Regions from separate parts of the Homo sapiens genome. Here all the other regions are linked to region 4. The links are chromatin loops, found by intact Hi-C in ENCODE. Cell type or tissue: sigmoid colon. All regions are shown on one strand.

Region 1 (5,000 bases), 170 kb before region 4:
CCAGATGAGATGGCCGAAACCCTGCAGATTCAGCTCAGCCTACCAATTCCCTTCAGAGGGAAGTCAAAGGCCCAACATCGTTAGACATTTTAGCTCATGGAATGATTCCAGCAGAATGGAGTGAGAAGTGGGACCAGCCAGGTGGGGTGGAGGTGGTGCCCAGTGAGGCCAGACTAGTCTATTTCAAATACTAGCCCTGGCACTGGCCAGCTGCTTTCTAGGCCTCAGTTTCCTTTTCTGTAAAATGGGAATAATAACAGTACCTCTCCCATAGGTACTGTTGTCATGATTTTAAAGGAAAACATACCTAAGAGTTTACTTCCTCTCCACACTCCTTTAGAAACACATGTCCCAACTGGAGACCTGGCTCACCCAGGACTATCTTATAGCCTAGTTGGTTCTGTTTGGGATGATAAAAAAGTTTTGAAACCAGAGAGTGGTGGTGGTTTCACAATATTGTGGATGTAATTAATGCCACCAAATCATATCCTTTAAAAGGGTTAAATATTAATTTAATAGCCAGGCGTGGTGGGATTACATGCCTGTAATCCCAATTACTTGGGAGGCTGAGACAGGAGAATTGCTTGAAACCGGAAGGTGGAGGTTGCGGTGAGTCAAGATCGCACCATTGCACTCCAGCCTGGGCAACAAGAGCGAAACTCCATCTCAAAATAAATAAATAAATAGATAAACAAACAAACATAAAAGAATTGCATATTATGTATGTCATACCACAATTTTAGAAAACATTTTTAAAATAATAAGAATAAGGGAAAGGCTTACCTGACTCCAACTGAGAACTGAACATGGGTCATAAAAGATGGGTTTTGTCCCCTTCCCAGTGGAATGATCCAGAAACAGCCTGCGCCCCCTGATGCACGGGCTCCTTGTGGTGGCCCCGCCTACGCCACCCCACTCCTGGGTTTTTCTCCTGCTTGAGTTGCGGAATGGCCTAGTGCAGTACAAAGGAGACAGTTGAGGCTTCTCTCTCTTTCGTCACCAGCACAGACAGATGTGGCAATGGTGTTCAGGAAAGAGAGCTGAGAGCAGACTCGATGCCCCGCCATGAGGCAGGTGATGGAACCCCAGGTTTCTGCTCCCAGTGTACCCAAAGCAGCCCCCCTGGTCCAGCAAACTCCCAAATTCCATACAGGCATGACTGCAGGGAACAAGTGAGAGAGCGTCCCTGCCGCCTTCTATTTCTGCCAATTCCCTCTTCTTTTCTCTCAGGTCTGAGTCGTGCAGGAAAAGAGTGATGAAACCATTCCCTCACTCTCTCCTGCCACTGAGAATTATTCGTTTTGTTCCAAAGAGTCTCGTGGGCTGGAGGCAGCCACAGGGCTTGGATGGAGTTCATTATCGGGCACAGACCCAGGGCAGAACATAAAAGATTCAGCCTTGACATTTTACAGATGGAAACAAATTTCTGCGCTGTCATGGTGGGGCTCAGAGAGAGCACATTTTAACACAGACACAGGATGAAAACTCTTTACAGTCCTGGACTGGTGGGAGCAGCAGCACAGCTCGCAGGAGACCAACATTGGCACGATCGGCCTCATGACCCTCAACAAGGCTCTCATGCTCCATGAGCCTCAGTTCCCCTATATATACAAGAGGGGACACTAAACACCTGCTGTAGGGCTGTTGGTGCCTAGCGCTCCCATGGCACACAGCCTATCTGGACCTACCTCTAGGTTATCAGCTGTGTCACACTTTGCCGGGGACCACGGATGTGTACTATTATAAATAGCTATTGTTTATTGAAATGTTACTATGTTCTGAGAATTTTTAATCATGCATATAGAAGACTTTGGTGGTGCCCCAGCCATCCCCCCTCCCCACTAACCATTTCCATACATGTTGTCCCAACTTCCGAATGCCATCATTTCCGAATCTATCTGAGGATCCTCTCTGGTTGCTGGTGCCCACCGTGCCCACGTGTCAAATAATGAGAGAGCTGAGGCATTAAGGCACCCCAGGAGTGGTCCTCCCACAGTGAATGATGGGAATCTGTGGATAAATACCCCAGCTCCCTTGCCCCTCAGGCAAGGTCCTACTGAGAGGGATGGTGTGCAGGTGCCCTCAGTGGCAAAACACTTGCTGGATAAGTCACTCTTGCCATCTTCTTCCCCACTCCTGGCTCACATCGCCCTCCCCAAGTGGTTTTTCCTGGAGTCACTTCTCAAATAAACTACTTATGTCTGAATCTCTCAGGATCTATTTCTGAGGAATCCAAAGCATAATCTTATTTTTAACAAAGAACCCAAAGAGCTAGGTACTTTGATCTTCCTTTTACTGATAAGAAACAGGCTTAGAGACGTTTAATGTCTAAGGTTGCACAAGCCCTAAGCGCAGAACTTAAATTCTGACATCTGGCCACAGGGCCCCAGCCAAGCCAGCAAATGTCATGTCCAAGGCGGTGGCTTGCCAGGGAAGCCTGAGGCTGCAGAGGGTAAATCCCCTCCCCATCCACTTTACCCTCCACCTAAACACACACACGCGTGCACACACACACACCCCCCCCAACAGAGAGAGAGAGAGAGAGCCCATCCCACAGAGTGCCCGCCACCAGGTGGTGCCCTTGCTGGGAGGTGCAGGCTGGCCCTGCAGAGAATCTACCCGCAGGCCAGTGGTGTCGTCAGGTCTGGCTGAGCTACTTCGAAGAACCGAGCAGTCGGCCTTCAGAAGTGTCTTTCTGAGGAAGGCTGGAGCCCAGTAGGCAGAACTTGGATTGGGAAGTTTTTAAAAGCTCCCAGGACTTCTGAGCTGTTGGAGCAGCACACACACACGCACTTCCCCAGCTGTTAGCAGTGGGAGGACAAGCGTACTTTCTAAACCTGCCTGCAAAGTTGAGGTTCTAGAAACCCTCTCTATGGTCACTCAGGGTAGCAAATTCCATCTTCCTGGTCCAGCTCCCGTACTGTGGGACATAAGGACCCCCACCCACCCACACCCCCACAACCTCTGCCTCCTCCCCACCTTGCCTTGGTGTGAGGATTGGGCTTGGGACTTGGGACGGAAGGATCAGGGGCAACAGGACAGCTCCTTCGGTGGAGCTGCCCCAAGGTTCTGGCCCTGGGCTGACCTGTGTTATTTGCAAGTGCAGCAAGAAGGGACAGAAGCCTGCTCTCCTTTCTCTGGGGTGGTTCCAGCCCCTGCAGGAGACCACTGGGACCTAGCATCAGTCTCCCCAAAAAACACAGAATGACCGTCCGTGATTTAAAGGAGTACCACTCCTGTTTTTCTGCTGTTAAAGTTCTGACTCCAGGTCAGGCACAGTGGCTCATGCCTGTAATCCCAGCACTTTGGGCAGCCTGGGGGACAGAGTGAGACTCTGCCTCAAAAAAAAAAAAAAAAGGTTCTGACTCCAGACTGATATGTCAAGATACATGATTCTGTTTTTTGTTTGTTTACTTAAGCTGTAAAACCCAACTTTAAATTCCTAAATATATCCACAGAGCCTCTTATTTTCTTCATATTTATCTTAACATTTAAAAATGTATCACTGGCTGTCTTAGGTCGGGTTCCCAGAAGCAGACATTGAGATGAGTTTTGTGTGCAAGTGATTTATGAAGGATGTGCTCTCAGAAAAGCCAAGCTAGGGCGTCATCTCAGGCTGAGTCCCAGGGAGAATAGCTTTAGCCTGCCCCACAGGGAACCCCAAGTATAAATAGCCCTCAGAATCCCCCTGCCTCCCACCCCGTGCACCTGGACAAGGCTTACATTCCTACATTCTACCAGTCATTGGTGAAGGGCTGCCCCAGAGGAGTGTAAATTCTCAGGCAATGCCCCCTCCAGCAGCCCAAGACTGGATCTACAAAGAAGAGTTACAGGTGCCAGCTGCTGGGAGTGGTGATGAGGCCACACACTCACGCATCAGTAAAAGCAGATCCAAAGGCTGGGTACGGTGGTTCACGCCTGTAATCCCAGCACTTTGGGAGGCCGAGGTGGGAGGATCGCCTGAGGTCAGGAGTTCAAGACCAGCCTGGCCAACATGGTGAAACCCTATCTGTACTAAAAATACAAAAACAATTAGCCAGGCATGGTGGCGCACGCCTGTAGTCCGAGCTGCTCAGGAGGCTGAGGCAGGAGGATCACTTGAGCCTGGGAAGTCGGGGCTGCAGTGAGCCAAGATTGCACAACTGCACTCCAGCCTGAGAAAAAGGTATGAGACTCCATCTCAAAAAAAAAAAAAAATTAAAGAATCTTGTGAACAAGTAAGATGCACATACAATCACAGTGATACACATACACATGCACATATACATAGAAAAAAGATGGGAAAAAAATAAACCAAGATGTTTACAGTGGTTATCTATGGCTGGTGAAATTACAGAATTATTTTTATTTTCTTCTTTATAGTATTTCCCCCCAAGTTTTCTACAATGAAATCATATATATTACCATCATAATTGAAAAAAAATAAGTATGTAGTTATGGAAGTCATGAGTATCCTGTGGTCAGGGTAGAATTTGCTCAGATATGCAAAACACAACCATCAATAAGATCCCAACCAGCTCTTGAAACCCCATTTCCGCTGCATGCAAGAAAATTTTTGATCTTACTGTTATGGTATCTCAGCCTCCTCTGGTTTAAAATAATCTCTTTTTGAGTAATTACATAGTGTCTGGGTCTCTCCACCAATGCAAGGATTTTCCTTTCTCCGCTTTATTCCAAGATGGCAGCTGGATGCAGGGGAAGCTAACTTAGCTTCAGGTCTTGGCCTTGTGGCACAATCACATGCTGCCTGCAAGGTTAGAGGCTTTACCTTGCTGCCTCAGCCTCATCTGGCTCTCACTGTGACTCCTGATCCCCAAGGGCTGCATGGGAAAGCTATTTGATTGCTGGTTTGAGGAGTCCTTTCTGCAGCTCTTCGTTATAGAGTCACTTTGCCTTCTTTATGGTGATGTTCTGGTGAAATCACCAGCTAGTACCTCAGATACTTTTTGGCCCCCAACCCCTGTTGGCACACAGGAACTCCTGGGCTCCCTCCACAACTC
Region 2 (5,000 bases), 370 kb before region 4:
TCAAGCTTGCTGTTGCCCCAGGGGAGGCTGGCTTGCCACATCCTATGCTGCATTTCCCAGTTTTGGGAATCTGGGACACCTTGGATTTCCAGGCTGAGATGATCCCAAGCTACTATCTTCAATTCCTGCATCCACACCCATCCTGAGGTCAATCAGAATAGGCTGCTTTTCTTTTTACATAAGTTGATGTTTTTTCAAATTACAAACGTAATACAAGCTTAATTTAACAAATGAAATGGCATAATACAATGATAAATAAAGGCAAAGTTTATTTTTAACTCCTGGTCACTACTCGTCAATGATGTAACCAATAACACCAGCCTTTGTTTCCTTCCACATCTATCTCCCCACTCAAATACATACATACAAACATATGTACACATATATAGGAGCCTGCTTATTTGTTTTCATGAAATAGAACCTTTGCAGAGAAAAGGGAATGTTTACACACTCTTGGTGGGAGCGTAAATTGGTTCAACCATTGTGGAAGCTAGTGTAGGGATTCTTCAAAAAGCTGACAACAGAATTACCATTTGACCCAGCAATCCCATTACTGGGTATATACCCAAAGGATTATAAATTGTTCTGTCATACAGACACATCCACATGTATGTTCACTGCAGCACTATTCACAATAGCAAAGACGTGGACTCAACCTAAATGACCATCAATGGTAGACTGGATAAAGAAAATGTGGTACGTTTACAGCATAGAATACTATGCAGCCGTAAAAAAAGAACAAGATCATGTCCTCTGCAGCAACATGGATGGAGCTGGAGGCCAATATCCTCAGCAAACTAATGCAGGCCAAAAAACAAATACCACATGTTCTCACTTATAAGTGGGAGCTAAATGATAAGAACACACAGACACAAAGGGGAACAACAGACACTGGGGCCTACCTGAGGGTGGTGGGTGGGAGGAGGGAGAGGAGCAGAAAAAATAACTATTGGGTACTAGGCTTAGTATCTGGGTCACAAAATAATCTAGGTAAACTCTGGCAGGAGTATAGCTATATAACCTGCACATGTACTCCTGAACCTAAAATAAATTTTTTAAAAAAGTTAAAAAGCTTATTTTAAAAAGAGAAAGAAAATAGAAATGATTATATACATTATTTTATGACCTTTTTTCATTTAACATTATATCAGGGATCTCTGCACAAAATATGTAAGTGTGCATTGTGGGAGTTCAGTCAGGCTGGTGGGAAAAACTTTAAGATGAAGTTATAGGATATAGACACAAATCTTCTTGGAAGGCTGGAAGGTTTTGCAAAAGTCTCAGGATAGGGTTATGGCTGAAAGCTGCCTAATCCTTACCTTGAGTAAATGGCTTAAAGTAGGTACAAAGGAATGCAGTTTATCTAAATAGCTTGTTTACTCATGTGATCCTAAGACCAACCTTTGATCAACCTCGGGTGCATAACTGCTCTCTACTAGGGGTGTCGGGAACCAGGTCAATTTTCCTATAGTGGTGTTTACTCAAAGCCTTTGTCATTGAATGTGTGCTGAATAAATGCCGGCAGGGCCAGTGAGTCAGGGCCTCGGCTGCAACTCTTTACAGCACTCTCCTTGGAGTCTGTAAGTGGCGCAGATGCTCAGCTGGACTGACAGGCATACTATCTGTGTCAGTGTATGTTATTCATTTGTTGCTGGGTCAGGGTCTGTGAGTTAGATCCCCGCAGTGCATACATGTCTTTTCTAAAAATTCTAACATTCCCTGAGTATATCTATTCTATGCAGTTTTAAGAAACTGACTGGACATATCCCAATCCAGTTGAGACTTGAGGTCTCTTTTCCTCTTACTAAATGTGGCAGACCCAAAGCATTTCATCCTCTCAAACAGCATCTTCCCCTTCTAGGAAACTGTTCTGTGTCCAACTTAATATAGTGTTAGTACGAACTGCCAATCTTAAAAACCCATCCCCCTGGCTAGAGAGAGAGGCAAGTCCCTGAATCTTTCCCCAGACAGCTCTAGGCTTGTACAGAGTAAGGCGGAACGCTGGAGGAGGACAGGGCTCTCTTTTCTCCTTGGTCAGAAGCCATAAGGGCTTCAGGTGGCTCTGCTCCCTAGCTTGTAGAAATGTCTGAGAAAATAAAGCTGGCATGTGGAGAGAAGCAGAAATAGGAAATGGAGAGAGACTGGGGAAATTGATGTACTTCAAGGACCTAGTACCAATACCCAGTGGGCCCAGCTCCTACATTTCCTTTGATTCTGTGAGTTTCAGGATGTGTAAAAACAAAGCCTCCCTTTTTGCTTAAGCTGGTCTAAGCTGGGTTTTTAGTCCGTGGTAGACAAGAATCATGACTAAAACAAACACTGTTTAGGCTACAATTTTCACTTGAATATTGCTTGATCCATAGATGACAAACATTCTTCTGTATTTGCTACTAAGTTCTGCAATTCTTTCTCTTTTTCTTTTTAAATTTCAAGAGCAAAAAAAAAAAAAAAAAGAATCCAATGCTGGGGATATGGGCAGTATTACTAGAAAGTTCTGCAATACTTCAAGGACAACACCTGAGCAGCTTCCAGCTGTGCTTTAAATTCTCCTTGGGCTGTGTTACTGGCAGAATAACGTAACTGTTGCGTAACTGTTCCACAAGAAAGGGGGGAAACTTAATTACCACTTGGTTTCTTTGTCAGAACTGCCAAAATGGCACCGATTCAATGTTTCTGCCTATTAACATTCTGTTAGGTGCCGTCCATATTTTTAAATAAAGGCAATACAGAGACTGTCACAAAAACCAGCCTAGATTTACATAATACACTTATTCATTTCTATTTTTGTTTTCAGATAGAATTAACATGGAAAGATATTCTTAGCTTACATGTTATCTAAGCTGTCCATGAAAATAAAGTTAGAAAAATCTCAAAGTTTCTTAATATTTCAGATTCTTACCAAAAATTAACAAAAAAACAAATGTTTGCCCTAGAGAGAATAACAGAATCAGATTGTGGGAAGGCCGTTTTGCATCTTGAAGTCAGAATTGTTCTTCCCACCATGAGCCAGAGCACTGGAATAAATGTCTCTGTGAGCCAAATTTCCACAAAATTGGAAAGGGTCTCTTTGTTTCTATACCCTGGGTTTCCTAGAGCCCAGTGACCAAGCGCAAAGCTCACTTTTGTTCTATAAGATGATTCACCACTGTCAAGGGGGAAACAAAGTGAAGACCTACAACAGGATTACAAAATACCAAAGCTTGTCCCTTCCCCCACAGAGAGCAGCTTCTATTTTTTGGTCAAGTTGTTATGGCCTATTTACGTGAAATACACTGGGTTAGGTGCTTCCCTTGCCAGCCTTGTACATGTCTCATGCACCGTTCAGATCAAATACCTCTAGATACATGGTACACTTTCTTGCCCTTGATTTCTCTATGGCCAAGATTGTCCATTCACTGGGAAGAACTCCAAACTCTCCTGTTAGGTTTTAGAATTCCAATTCCTTTCTTTCTACCACCATAACTTATTTTAATCCATCCACAGTTGAAAAAGTAACTGGACTGAAATGAACTTACAGCTCACATGTGCTAACTAGGCAATTTCCCTAAAAAAAAATAAAAATAAAAATAAATTATTGGCATCTCTATTTATATGCTTGAGCCCACCTGAACCCTCTCAACTTCCTAGAAGTTAACTTCTTGGACATGAATGCATTCTGCAGCTTCAGAACATTTTTTCCATGTATTTTATTTTTAAAAACATCTACTGAAAATACACTTTGAAATATGTATCATGTCAATTTGGAAAGATAGGAATGTGACATCACAGAGGGTGGCAGAAGACTACTAATGATAATTTTGAAATAATAAATGTAATACTACTCAGAGATGGAATCAAGAAAAAGTACCAGTAGCTATAACTTGGAAATCCACAAAATAAACTTCCAAAGTCTGAAAAACCATCATTTCCACCTGGTTCGTTTAACTAATACTCTATATGTTTAAAGTTGAGTGGGAAGCCAAGGAAATGGGTGAATCTACCTAGCAGTTTGGAAGGGCAGGACATTACCACAATCTCTAGACTGCAGAGACAAAGTGAGAAAGCAGAGTTAACAAAGCCCAAAGGCTGATCTCAGCTGCAGAAGCTCAAACAGGCTGGACTGCCCAGATGGAACTAGATTAGTGAAGACCAAACCAGGGCAGAGAGAGAGAGAGAGAAATTTTCTGGCCTCTCCCTTTCTCCTGTCCTCCAATGTTACCAGGATTTCCTACTGTTCAAAACCAGGAGGGGGCCAGCTTGGGAACCGGACCTGCAGGAGTCAGCCCTTCTGCCGTACAAAAAGCAAGGGATGGATCTAACAGCAAGCTGGTCAAGGACCAGCACAAGAACGCTAGCAGGACTGCATAACCTGCCTTACTTTGAGATCAGAGAGGAGTGGGGGCCAGCTGTTACCATGGAAGACCAGGAGTTACTGATGACAAAAACACAGGGGTCAGAGCCCTGGCCAGGGGGTGAGGCCCGGTAGCCACATGGCCATGGCACACCCAGGTGGGGCCTTCTGCCCACCCCTGCCCTGCTCCAGGGTGAGCCTTGGTGTCTCAGAGTTGGCAGGCAGGATGGATGGCAAGCAAACTAAAAGAAGTAGAAGAAAGAGATGCAGGAGAAAACACAGTTCCATATGACAGACAGAGAAGGCTCTAAAGGCATATAACCTGGAAAATGCCAGAGGTTATTGCCTGGGGACGGGGGGGCCTTATGTAGAAATGGGTGCCCAAAGGGGACTACAGACTTATCTATGTTGTATTTCTTTTTGTTATAGGTGGAATATGGGAATTCATGTACAATTTTAAAATATATTTTTTAAAAGAAGGAATTATTTTAAAGAGGCAAAGATATAGTTGTTCATCCGACACAAGAAGTAAGACTGAGTAGAGTTTGGCGATGGAAGGGAAGGAAGCCCAAGCAGCTGGTCATCTGCCTTCCCAGTAGAGAGGGAAGCAGCGTAACTGTTACTATGAAAGGGCCAACCAGTTCTCTAGGGATTACCAGCTTTCTCTCCC
Region 3 (5,000 bases), 620 kb before region 4:
GCATATATATATGTTTGGGGTTTTTTTGAGATGGAGCCTGACTCTGTCACCCAGGCTGGAGTGCAGTGGTGCAATCTGCAGCCTCAGCCTCCCAGGCTCAAGGAATCCTCCCACCTCGGCCTCCTGAGTAGATAGGGCTACAGGTGTGCACCACCACAACTGCCTAATTTTTGTATTTTTTTGTAGAGACAGTGTTTCGCCATGTTGTCTAAGGCTAGTCAACAACTCCTGGGCTCAAGTGATCAGCCCATCTCAGGATTACAGGTGTGAACTACTGCACCCAGACTGAAAATATATTAACAAGTGAAAAAAGCAAACTTGACAAGTGTATTTATAGTACAATTCCATTTCAGTAATTTGCAGATACCACTGATATGCAAAAGGGAAAAAAACAAACAGTGGGTAACACTGGTAGAAGTATAACAGTGAAACATCACTTTCTACTTTATATACTTTAATATTTTAAATTTTCTTTCTAGTATTAGGTACAGTGACAGATGGTATTAGAGAGAAATTTCACTTTACTTCACATATTTCTATATTAAATTTTTCTAGAAATATGTATAATATGAAAAAATACTTTTAATCTTAAAAGAAAACCCTTATGTTATAATGTGAAAAGTAAAAAGCAAGATTTAAAAATTGTGCATCTCAACTATATAAAGAAATTCAAAGAAAAAAAGACTGGAAAGGAAATCTGCCCATGAGTGGCAACGCCTCTGAGTGGACATATTTAGAATCTGCATGGTGAGGCCAGGCACGGTGGCTCATGCCTGTAATCCTAGCACTTTGAGAGGCCAAGGCGGGCAGATCGCCTGAAGTCGGGAGTTCAAGACCAGTCTGACCAACATGGAAAAGCCCCCTCTCTACTAAAAATACAAAATTAGCCAGGCATGGTGGTGCATGCCTGTAGTCCCAGCTACTCAGGAGGCTGAGGCAGGAGAATCACTTGAACCCAAGGAGTGGAGATTGTGGTGAGCTGAGATCACACCATTGCACTCCAGCCTGCAATGAGCAACATGAGCAAAACTCAGTCTCAAAAAAAAAAAAAAAAAAAAAAAAAAAAAAAAGAATCTGCATGGTGGAGGGGATGGTTTATTTCCTAGTTGGTTGCTTCTATATACTTTCCTACACTTTCCCAAAGATTTACCAATGAGCAGGTATTGCTCTGATCATTTAAAAAATTGCCCAGCTGGCTAGATAAGTCCTCTTGCTGCCAGTTCCCACAGCTGAGAATTCCCATGTCCGGACACAGGAGGCCAGTACAGGGGGTTGGGGGACTACGTCTGATTTTCCTTTATTCCAAATTTTAAAAAACTGAGACTCCCCCACTGACCTAAGAGGGTGGGGCTTAGTTTGCTCTGAAGAACTCACACTTCATTTTTCACTTCGGTTTTGAAAGACCACCTGAGGTTAGAAACTGGATAGTGTATCAAAATATATTTGTTTGTATTCTGAGTGGGAGAAAAGCCTAACATCTACTGATTGTCTTCTGTGGTCTAAGTACTATGTTTAGGGCTTTCACATATATTTTTAAATGCTTGAAAACTTTGCCACACAGGTTACTGCATCACTCCACCTTCTGACCCTGTACTGTCACATGCCTTTTACGGAAGAAACTCACAAAGTCATTTCCTACTCAAAGCCATCACCTACTCCAGGTTTCAGTGAGCGTAGAAAGGGTTCAGTAAAGAGTCGGGCAGAAATAAAACACATCACATGTCAATGTCATGGAGCAGTACAAGGATACAGGAATTGATTATTTTTGGGAATCACTTGAAATCACACCCAAGGATTACTCCTAACTTTCTGGAGTAAAAATATGATACTTATGAATTACACATTATCGTTTTCATTTCATAAGTAAGGAAATTGAGGCTTACCCAGGTAGTAAGTGGGCAGGATGGGAACCCAGATTTGTCTGACTGTGAAGACTGTGCTTGTTCCACTGCACCATGAGGCCATGCAGCAGTATTTAATGCTTGTTGGATGCACACCTATATGCAGAATCCAGTTTCTCTCTTCTGCCAGGAAATGGGACAGGCCTTTCTTTCTTTTTCCTTTTTTTTTTTTTTTTTTTTGAGACAGCGTCTTGCTCTGTTGCCCAGGCTGGAGTGCAGTGGTACAATCATAGCTCACTGCAGCCTCGAACTCCTGGTCTCAGCAATCCTCCCGCCTTGGCCTCCCAAAGCGTTGAGATTACAGGTGTGAGTTACCATATCTGGCCGGAAAAGGGAATTTTCATTCAAACACTTTCTAGGTACTGGGCCTTTTACTTGCCTCATGTCTCACTTAAGTGTCATGAACAGCTCCGTAAAAACTCCTTGTGATGACAGGCATTTAGATGTAACTTGATAGGTAACCTTCCACTTGGAGACAGGCTAAAGTTTGTATCTTTGGAGAAAGGGGGTTGCTGAGAGGAGGCTGAGGCCAGGTAGGAAACAGCAAGCAACCTGGTGCTGAGAAGCAGGGAGGCAGAAAAGGTATTCTCCAGGCTGAATCACCCCAGATTTGGCCAATGAAACAGACGCCAACTAACCTGAAAATTCCTGGAATCACTGCCACTGTCCTGAAAGTTCCAATCAAGAGCAGGATCCAGAATCCTCCTTATTGACATTTAAGCTAGAGCACCCAACCGCCACTAGGTGGTGCCAAACCACAGCCAGGACAAGGACAGGTTGAAGCAGCACAATTTACCCCAAGCCAGCCAGCCCTGGAGGCCTGCTTGAGTCATTTCATTAATCTTGCAATAATGTGCCCTGACGTTTGGGCAGTTGAAACTCACTTGTCGGCTGGGCGTGGTGGCTCACGCCTGTAATCTCAGCACTTTGGGAGGCCAAGGTGGGCGGATCATGAGGTCAGGAGACCAAGACCATCCTGGCCAACATGGTGAAACCCCGTCCCTACTAAAAATACAAAAACCAGCTGGGTGTGGTGGTGCGTGCCTGTAATCCCAGCTACTCAGGAAGCTGAGGCAGGAGAATCGCTTGAACCCGGGAGGCCGAGGTTGCAGTGAGCCGAGATTGCACCACTGCACTCCAGCCTGGCGACAGAGTGAGACTCCGTCTCAAAAAAAAAAAGAAAGAAAAAGAAAAAGGAAACTCACTTACTATATTACGGTTGAGTTACTGATGCTTTTTTTTTTTTTTCTGATGGAGAAACAAAAGCTAAAGAGGTTAAATTCACCTATGTAGCTAAAAGTTAAATAGAAAAGTTGAGATTCGAACCCAGGTCTCTCTTGTGCAAAGTCAACACTCTTTCCACCACACTATACTGTCTCTCTTGTTTTCTGTTCCAAAAGGAATATCTCTCAGACTAAGGGGAATGTCTTAGTCATTTTAGGCTGTTAGAACAAAATACCATAAAGTGAGTAGCTTAAACAATAGACATTTATTTCTCACAGCTCTGGAGGTTGGAAGTCCAACATCAGGGTGCTAGTAGGGTCAGGTTCTTGGTGAGGATCCAGTTCCTGATTTACAGATGGCTGTCTTCCTGCTGTTTTCTCACATGGTGGAAAGGGAACTAACTACATCTCTGAGCTCTTCTTATAAGGACACTAATCCCATTCAGGAAGTATCCACTCTCATAACTTAATCACCTCCCAAAGACTCCACCTCCAAATACCATCATGTTGGGATTAGAGATTCAACATAAGGATTTGTGAGGGGGCGGTATAAACGTTCAGTCCTTCCAGGGAAGTAGATGGATTTCCTGGCATTCCCAATTAAACTTCCTTCTGCTCCCTTGAAGAGGCAAATTTCACTGTCCTCACTGACTTGTTATGGCGGCTCATACGTAGAGACGTAACACTAGGGAGCTGCTGCGGCTTTGGCAGAGCTAATAAGGACAGAGGACAAAATGGAATAGCCGAGGGATAAACACCAAAAACTTAGGTGGTTCTCAAACCTTAGCATGCTTCAGAACCACCAGGTGAGTTTGTTGAAACACAGACTGCTGACTTAGTAAGTGTGGGAAGGGGCCCGAGACTCTGCATTTCTAGTTAAGTTCCCTAGTGATGCTGATGGTGCTAGTCCAGGGACCACACTTTGAGAACCACCAAGTCAGACTATGCCTCAGGCTTGTCTCTGAACTGGCACTTCCATTTGATGCTGTTCATCTTGGTCAAAAATGCTAAGACCTAAACCATCCCTGAATAATCAGCATCAAACATAAACTGGGGGTGGGAGTGTCAGTGTTACATCTTTATAATTCTAGTTTCAGAATCGTCCTGCTTCCAGTAAAGGAATTCCCTCCACTAGGAAATAGCTGATGATCGTCACACTAAATATATACTCAATAGACCATTTTTACAGTTTAGAAGACAGTAGTCAAAATGCTCTTTATTTTCTTTATTTACATCAGCCGTTTATAAAATATTGACTGATAGGCCGAGTGTGGTGTCTCATGCCTATAATCCCAGCACTTTGGGAGGCTGAGGTAGGCAGATCACTTGAGGTCAGGAGTTCGACACCAGCTTGGCCAACAGGGTGAAACCCCATCTCTACTAAAAATACAAAAATTAGCCAGGCCTGGTGGCGTGAGCCTGTAATCCCAGCTACTCAGGAGGCTGAGGCAGGAGAATCACTTGAACCCGGGTGGCAGAGGTTGCAGTGAGCTGAGATTGCACCATTGTACTCCAGCCTGGGTGACAGAGTGAGACTATGTCTTAAAAAAAAAAAAAAAAATTGACTGATAAATGTGCAGACTCACAGAGAATCCACTCCAAAAAGACACTTCCTGTAGATGTAGTGAATGAATTTTTTCTTTTTTCTTTTTTTTTTTTTTTTTTTTTTGAGACAGGGTCTTACTCTGTCACCCAGGCTGGAGTGCAGTGGTGCAATCTCCTCCTGGGCTAGAGCAATCCTCCCACCTCAGCCTTGAGTAGCTGGGAACACACGTGGATGCCACCATGACTGGCTAATTTTTTGTGTGTATTTTTAGTAGAGACGGGGTTTCACCATGTTGCCCAGGCTGGTCTCAAACTCCGGGGTTCAAGCTAT
Region 4 (5,000 bases):
TTCTCTCCCATACAACTAGTGCTTATGCAGCAAAGGTCATGGTTTATGGTGGGTGGGAGAGACCTGGGGGAGTTACGGAAACAGTAAGACTGTTATTTGCAATGGTTCAAGCAGGAGACTTGAGCCCCACAGCAATGGAATTGGAGGAGAGGGAACAGATCAGAGAGTTCTTTGGGAAGCAAAAATCATAGAGTCCTGGTAATTACTTGGATCTCAAGTGTCTCAAGACAGACACTAAGTCACCTTTGATGCCCCACAGGTTTGGCGTTTGGGTAACTGGGCAGGTGAGGATCTTCACAGAGATGGTAAACTCAGGAAGAGGAGCAGATTTGAGTGGAAAGACCCTGAGTTCCCTTTTGGACATGTTGACATAGGTGCCTAAGGGCTTCTAGGTGGTGGTGTCTACCAGGCATCTGAACGTGTACACATTTGGGATTCAAGAGATAGCAATGGCCAATAGTCACTGCAGAAAATGAGACAGTCAGTGAAGGGGATGAGCCTTGATGGGCAGAGGAAACAGCCACCATTTCCATTCTACAAAATAGCTTTCTTATCTGGAAAGGATTCTACAAAAACTTTCCTGAGAACAGTGGGTAGAATCTTGAACTCAGGAGTCTTAGAGATCATCTAATCCAAACTTCATTTTGCGGATGAAGAAACTGGGGGCCAAGATGCCCCACAGGCCTTCTCCAGGGTCCCACAGCCAGAACTGCCAGGACCAGCCTCAGGTCTCCCATGCACCCCTTTCTTCACACGGAGGGTCTCCATCTGTACTGCCTCCTTCCAGCTCTTCCTCCCCTTGGCCGGGATGGGCTGGGGTGAGGAAGGGTGAAGGAATGACCAGAAGGGAAAGGAGGAACAGGAACAGGCACAGCAGAGGTGGTGGAGTGAGGAGAAGAGAGCAAGACTCAGCCAGGTCTGTGCACATGGCTCCCACACACTAGTGAAGGCCAAGAGCTGACAGAAGGATCCTTCCCAGAAACCACCTCCTCCTGCTTGGCCATCCTCACAGATGCCGAGGGCAGCACTGTTCTCCAAGAAAGGGCTTAGGCCAGTGCCCCTGCAACTTAGTTTTCTAGCATTCCCCTAACACAATTACCATTAGCACAATTGATCAAATCAGAACAGGTCTATGACATATTTTTATAAACACAATTAAACACTACTCTTAATCAGATGAATAGAGTTCTTAAAAATTGGCTCACATATCTAGCAGAATACAGCAGGATTCAGCATCAATAAGATTCCTATTTTTCACTTTTAGAGTTGTTAATGTTGAGAAACTTTGTTCAGATAAGTAAGTTGGTGAGACTGAAAGGAGTTTTGTTATAGCAGTGTCACTTAGTCCTTGAGCTTCTAAGGTAAAGGTCAAAAGTGTTCTGTCAGGAGGGAGAGAATTAGGACAAATACCTAAGGCATGCGGGGCTTAAAACCTAGATGATGGGTTGATAGGTGCAGCAAACCACCGTGGCACATGTATACCCATGCAACAGACCTACACATTCTGCACATGTAACCCAGAACTTAAAGTAAAATAAAATAAATTGTTAAAAAGAAAAAGTGTTCTGTCATTGGAAATTACTTCGTATGGTCTATCAGCTGAGAACTTGATTAAGCTCATCTTGGAGGTTAAAGGCAAAGGATTAGAAACCACTAAGTTTGCAAAACGATTTTTCACATGGCCTTTTACTTAACACCTAAACCAAGATTTCAATTCGTCTTCTGTTTGGCATCCCCAAGGATTTTTACACACCAGGCCACACCCCATGGTAAGAGCAGGAAGGGTGAAGAGCTGGCCTTTCTTTTGTAAAATGGAAAAGGGAGATTGCAAAACAGGAGGTGGGAAAGAAAGCCTGTTCCCCAGGCCTGCACCAAGGTAGCTCAATTCTAGTAAGGAGTAATACAAAAGAAAAGAGTAATAGAAACTGAGTCACTTAAAACGATCATTGTTTGTATAACCCCTGGGAAATTCTCCAAAGTGTGTACCTCTGAGGCAGGGCAGGGACTAGTGAGATGAGTGAGGCATTCACCTGGGGCACAAAATTTAAGGGGATACCAAAACTCAGTAAGCAAGAGAAATAATACTTGAATGCAAATTTTTTTAAAAATCAGAATTAATGTTCAAAAAATGGTGAACAAAATGTCAGAATTTTAAGTAAAGACAAGATTGAAGGACAGGTATACTCAATTCGAAGTATGCAGATCTCAGCAGCCCAGATGTAAGCACATGGGTGGTAGATGAAAGATGGGTGATGATACTCTTGCCCATACTGCCACCTGCTGCTGGAAGTGGAAAATGCCGACTGTCTTCCCAAAGAGTGTCACAGCAGTCGACCAGGTTCCACACTCACACGCAGAGGCATGAGTGCCCTCTTGTGGGCAGCCACCCAGTTCAGGAACTTTAAAAAAACCCTGTTCAGCCGTGCCTGGTGGCTCATGCCTGTAATCCCGGCACTTTGGGAGGCCGCGGCCGGCGTATCACAAGATCAGGAGATAGAGACCATCCTGGCTAACACGGTGAAACCCCGTCTCTACTAAAAATACAAAAAATTAGCAGGGCGTGGTGGCAGGCGCCTGTAGTCCCAGCTACTCGGGAGGCTGAGGCAGGAGAATGGCGTGAACCCAGCAGGCGGAGCTTGCAGTGAGCCGAGATCGTGCCACTGCACTCCAGCCTGGGCGAGAGAGGGAGACTCCGTCTCAAAAAACAAACAAACAAAAAAAACAAAAAAAAAAGCAGAACAAAACAAAACAAAACAAAACCCTGTTCACCTATATCCCGCTAGGAAGCTGAGTGAGGGATGAAAAGAATCCAAGACTCGGAGTTACAAGATGTAGATTTCAGTCTAAGCTTTGCCTCTCGCTTGCTGAGGGGTCTGGAACATACCACATCACTCTTCTGAAGCAGTTTCTGGGCTTATGCCAATGGATCTCATCACCTCCTCCAACAATCGTTGAAATTGTTGAATTTCAAGAGGTCCTTTCTGTGATGATGAGGAACAGGCTGCCTGGCATGAAGTACGTACATAATTCTCTGTAAGCTGCCTCCCCCAACCACCCCATCTCAATCGATCAAATCAAACTATCATCCACTTATTATTACTGAAGGCGAGACACACTAGAAGACAACCAGAGAGAAAAAGTTACTGCAGAAGCCCAGACAGTGGAGCACTGGCGGTGGCTGAAGGATAAGGAAGACTCCCCCAGGAGGGGTCACTAGAGCCAGGCCCACGATGGCTGGGTGGGCCAGGTCAGGCCAAGAGCTGGCCAACAGCCTCTGAGGACCACTGGGCCACTTCTCTGATGTTTTATTTCAGTGACGTTCTGGCCACACGAAGCAAGCATTGCAGTGGTGGTGGAAAGGCCAAGGCCTTTGGAAACAGCCCTGGGTTAAATCCCGGCTCTGCTACTTACCAGCTTCAGGACCAGTGGAAGTCCCCAAACCTCCCTGAGTTTCAACTCACTTTGCTTATTTTAAATGGTGATAATAGCACAGCTTGTCCTGGGTGGATCACGTGAAATAAGACAACGTATTTAAAATGCCTGCGCCTGGACCCCTGAGCAGCTTTCTGTGAAGAGTGGGAAGGAAAAGGACGCACGGGTCGGGCAGTGCTGGCCGTCGTATTTGGCTCCCGGGATGTCCTGAGGAAGAAGGGGAATGCCCAGCTCCCCACTCCCCGCCGACCCCATAGCAAGAGTCAGCATGTCAGTGCCTCCCAGAAATAGATCTACAGCAGGAGAGGTCAGCAGTGGGGGCATCCCCCTAGAAATGGGGCGGGGGGTGGGGGCGATGCTGGATTCCAGCAGATGGAAACGATTCTACAAAAAGAAGCCTGGAGCTTTGAATAGAGCTGTAACGTAAATAAAATATCGTGTCAGTGTTAGTTTCCTGGCTTTGGTAACTGTGCTGTGCTTAGCAGCAGACCGGGGCGTTTTCATCTCCCTATTCTTTCCCTCCTTCCTCTCCTCAGTCCTCCGCTCATTCCCACCCTCCTGTGGCATGAAGCGCGTGTGCTCAGCTCGCCCTCCTTCACCTCCTCCCTTCTCGCCTACTTCATCACGGAGGGAGCTTTCGAACCGGCTCCTGGGACCTCCTCCCCGCCCCGCGGACACAGCACAGACTGCAGCGCCTCTCCTCTCCGCGAAGCTGCACCAACTTTATTTGCAAAAAGAGGCTCCAAGCGCACGGAGAGGATGGGGGCTGCAAGGTCCCCACCCTCCTCCCGGCCTCCCGCGGCCCCTGCCCTCCTCCAGGCCCCCCACGGCCCCCGCCCCGCCGGCTACACGATCCCGAACTGGCAGATGTAGGGCAGCTGATCGCGGCAGCGCTTGTCGAACCACTTGCCGTTGGCCGCGCCTGACAGGACCGCGCAGTTCTCGGTCTTGCCGCCATCGGGTTGCGCGGTGATCTCAGTCTCCCAGTTCTTGTAGGCGATGCGGGCGCCGGTCATGTCCACCCAGGTGCCCTCGGCCGCCATGTCGTTGAGGCCCAGCCAGATCTCGGCCTCGTTGCCCACGCTCTGGCGCAGGTACTCATACAGGGCGTCGTTCTCCGAGCCAGTCTGAGGGGTGCCCAGGGTGCCCCCGCGCGAGATGCAGTCCTCGCTGGCCTCGTGGAAGGTCTTCGTCTGGGTGAAGGCCAGAAAGCATTTCATGTGCACCTTGGTCCCCTTCAGGCAGACTGGGAGTGGGGAGAAATGGCTGTCACCGAAGGTCCCCCTGTTCCCCAGGCAAAGAGCCAACCGCCCAGGCCAAGCCCACCGTCCTCCATCCCATCCCGTTTATCCCATCAGTCCTGACAGCCCCTTAGACCCAGGCAAAAGGGGTCCTGATGGTTCATGCACTTTGAGGACCTGGCTGTGGTGGCCACTAATGTACAGATCCAGATCCCCACTCAGGAGGTCTTGGTGCTCCCGCGGCTGGGAGAAAAGGCAGCCCTTGTGCTACAGAAGCACCCAGCCCCAGCTGACACCCCTTCCCAGGCCTCCACCTCAGTCATTTCT

The links. Peaks named below come from ENCODE experiments on the same cell type or tissue, not always from the same donor. Only the 100,000 strongest peaks of a DNase experiment are listed, where the experiment ranks them.
Region 1: a loop joins it to region 4, with 7 times the contacts of the local background. A loop is called at or near these places in 106 of 110 quality-filtered maps.
Region 2: it touches region 4 in a loop (3-fold over the local background); 4 of 110 quality-filtered maps call a loop at or near these places.
Region 3: a loop joins it to region 4, with 5 times the contacts of the local background. A loop is called at or near these places in 53 of 110 quality-filtered maps.

The regions. Positions count from the first base shown.
Region 1 is chr3:45,208,310-45,213,309 of GRCh38, reverse strand. LOC101928636 (a long non-coding RNA gene) reads right to left here. Exons shown (of 4, transcript XR_001740675.2): 3 at 784-952. Among named protein-coding and RNA genes, the nearest start is that of TMEM158, 15 kb to the left of the region's middle. In sigmoid colon, CTCF peaks have their summits at 2,347 and 2,551 (motif pointing right); DNase peaks (open chromatin) are centred at 1,359 and 2,599.
Region 2 is chr3:45,407,762-45,412,761 of GRCh38, reverse strand. The region is part of intron 4 of LARS2 (leucyl-tRNA synthetase 2, mitochondrial); the gene reads right to left. Among named protein-coding and RNA genes, the nearest start is that of LARS2, 22 kb to the right of the region's middle. In sigmoid colon, no CTCF peak of the experiment used is centred here; a DNase peak (open chromatin) is centred at 2,611.
Region 3 is chr3:45,654,606-45,659,605 of GRCh38, reverse strand. All of the region lies in intron 2 of LIMD1 (LIM domain containing 1), which reads right to left. Among named protein-coding and RNA genes, the nearest start is that of LIMD1-AS1, 32 kb to the left of the region's middle. In sigmoid colon, a CTCF peak has its summit at 2,652 (motif pointing right); a DNase peak (open chromatin) is centred at 2,665; H3K27ac peaks cover 790 bases.
Region 4 is chr3:45,035,202-45,040,201 of GRCh38, reverse strand. CLEC3B (C-type lectin domain family 3 member B) reads right to left here. Exons shown (of 3, transcript NM_003278.3): 3 at 4,131-4,678. The coding sequence ends at 4,278. Among named protein-coding and RNA genes, the nearest start is that of CLEC3B, 11 kb to the right of the region's middle. RefSeq lists a silencer at 2,168-2,217 and enhancers at 4,927-4,986, 4,458-5,000. In sigmoid colon, a CTCF peak has its summit at 2,316 (motif pointing left); DNase peaks (open chromatin) are centred at 2,331, 4,091 and 4,355; H3K4me3 peaks cover 1,011 bases; H3K27ac peaks cover 865 bases.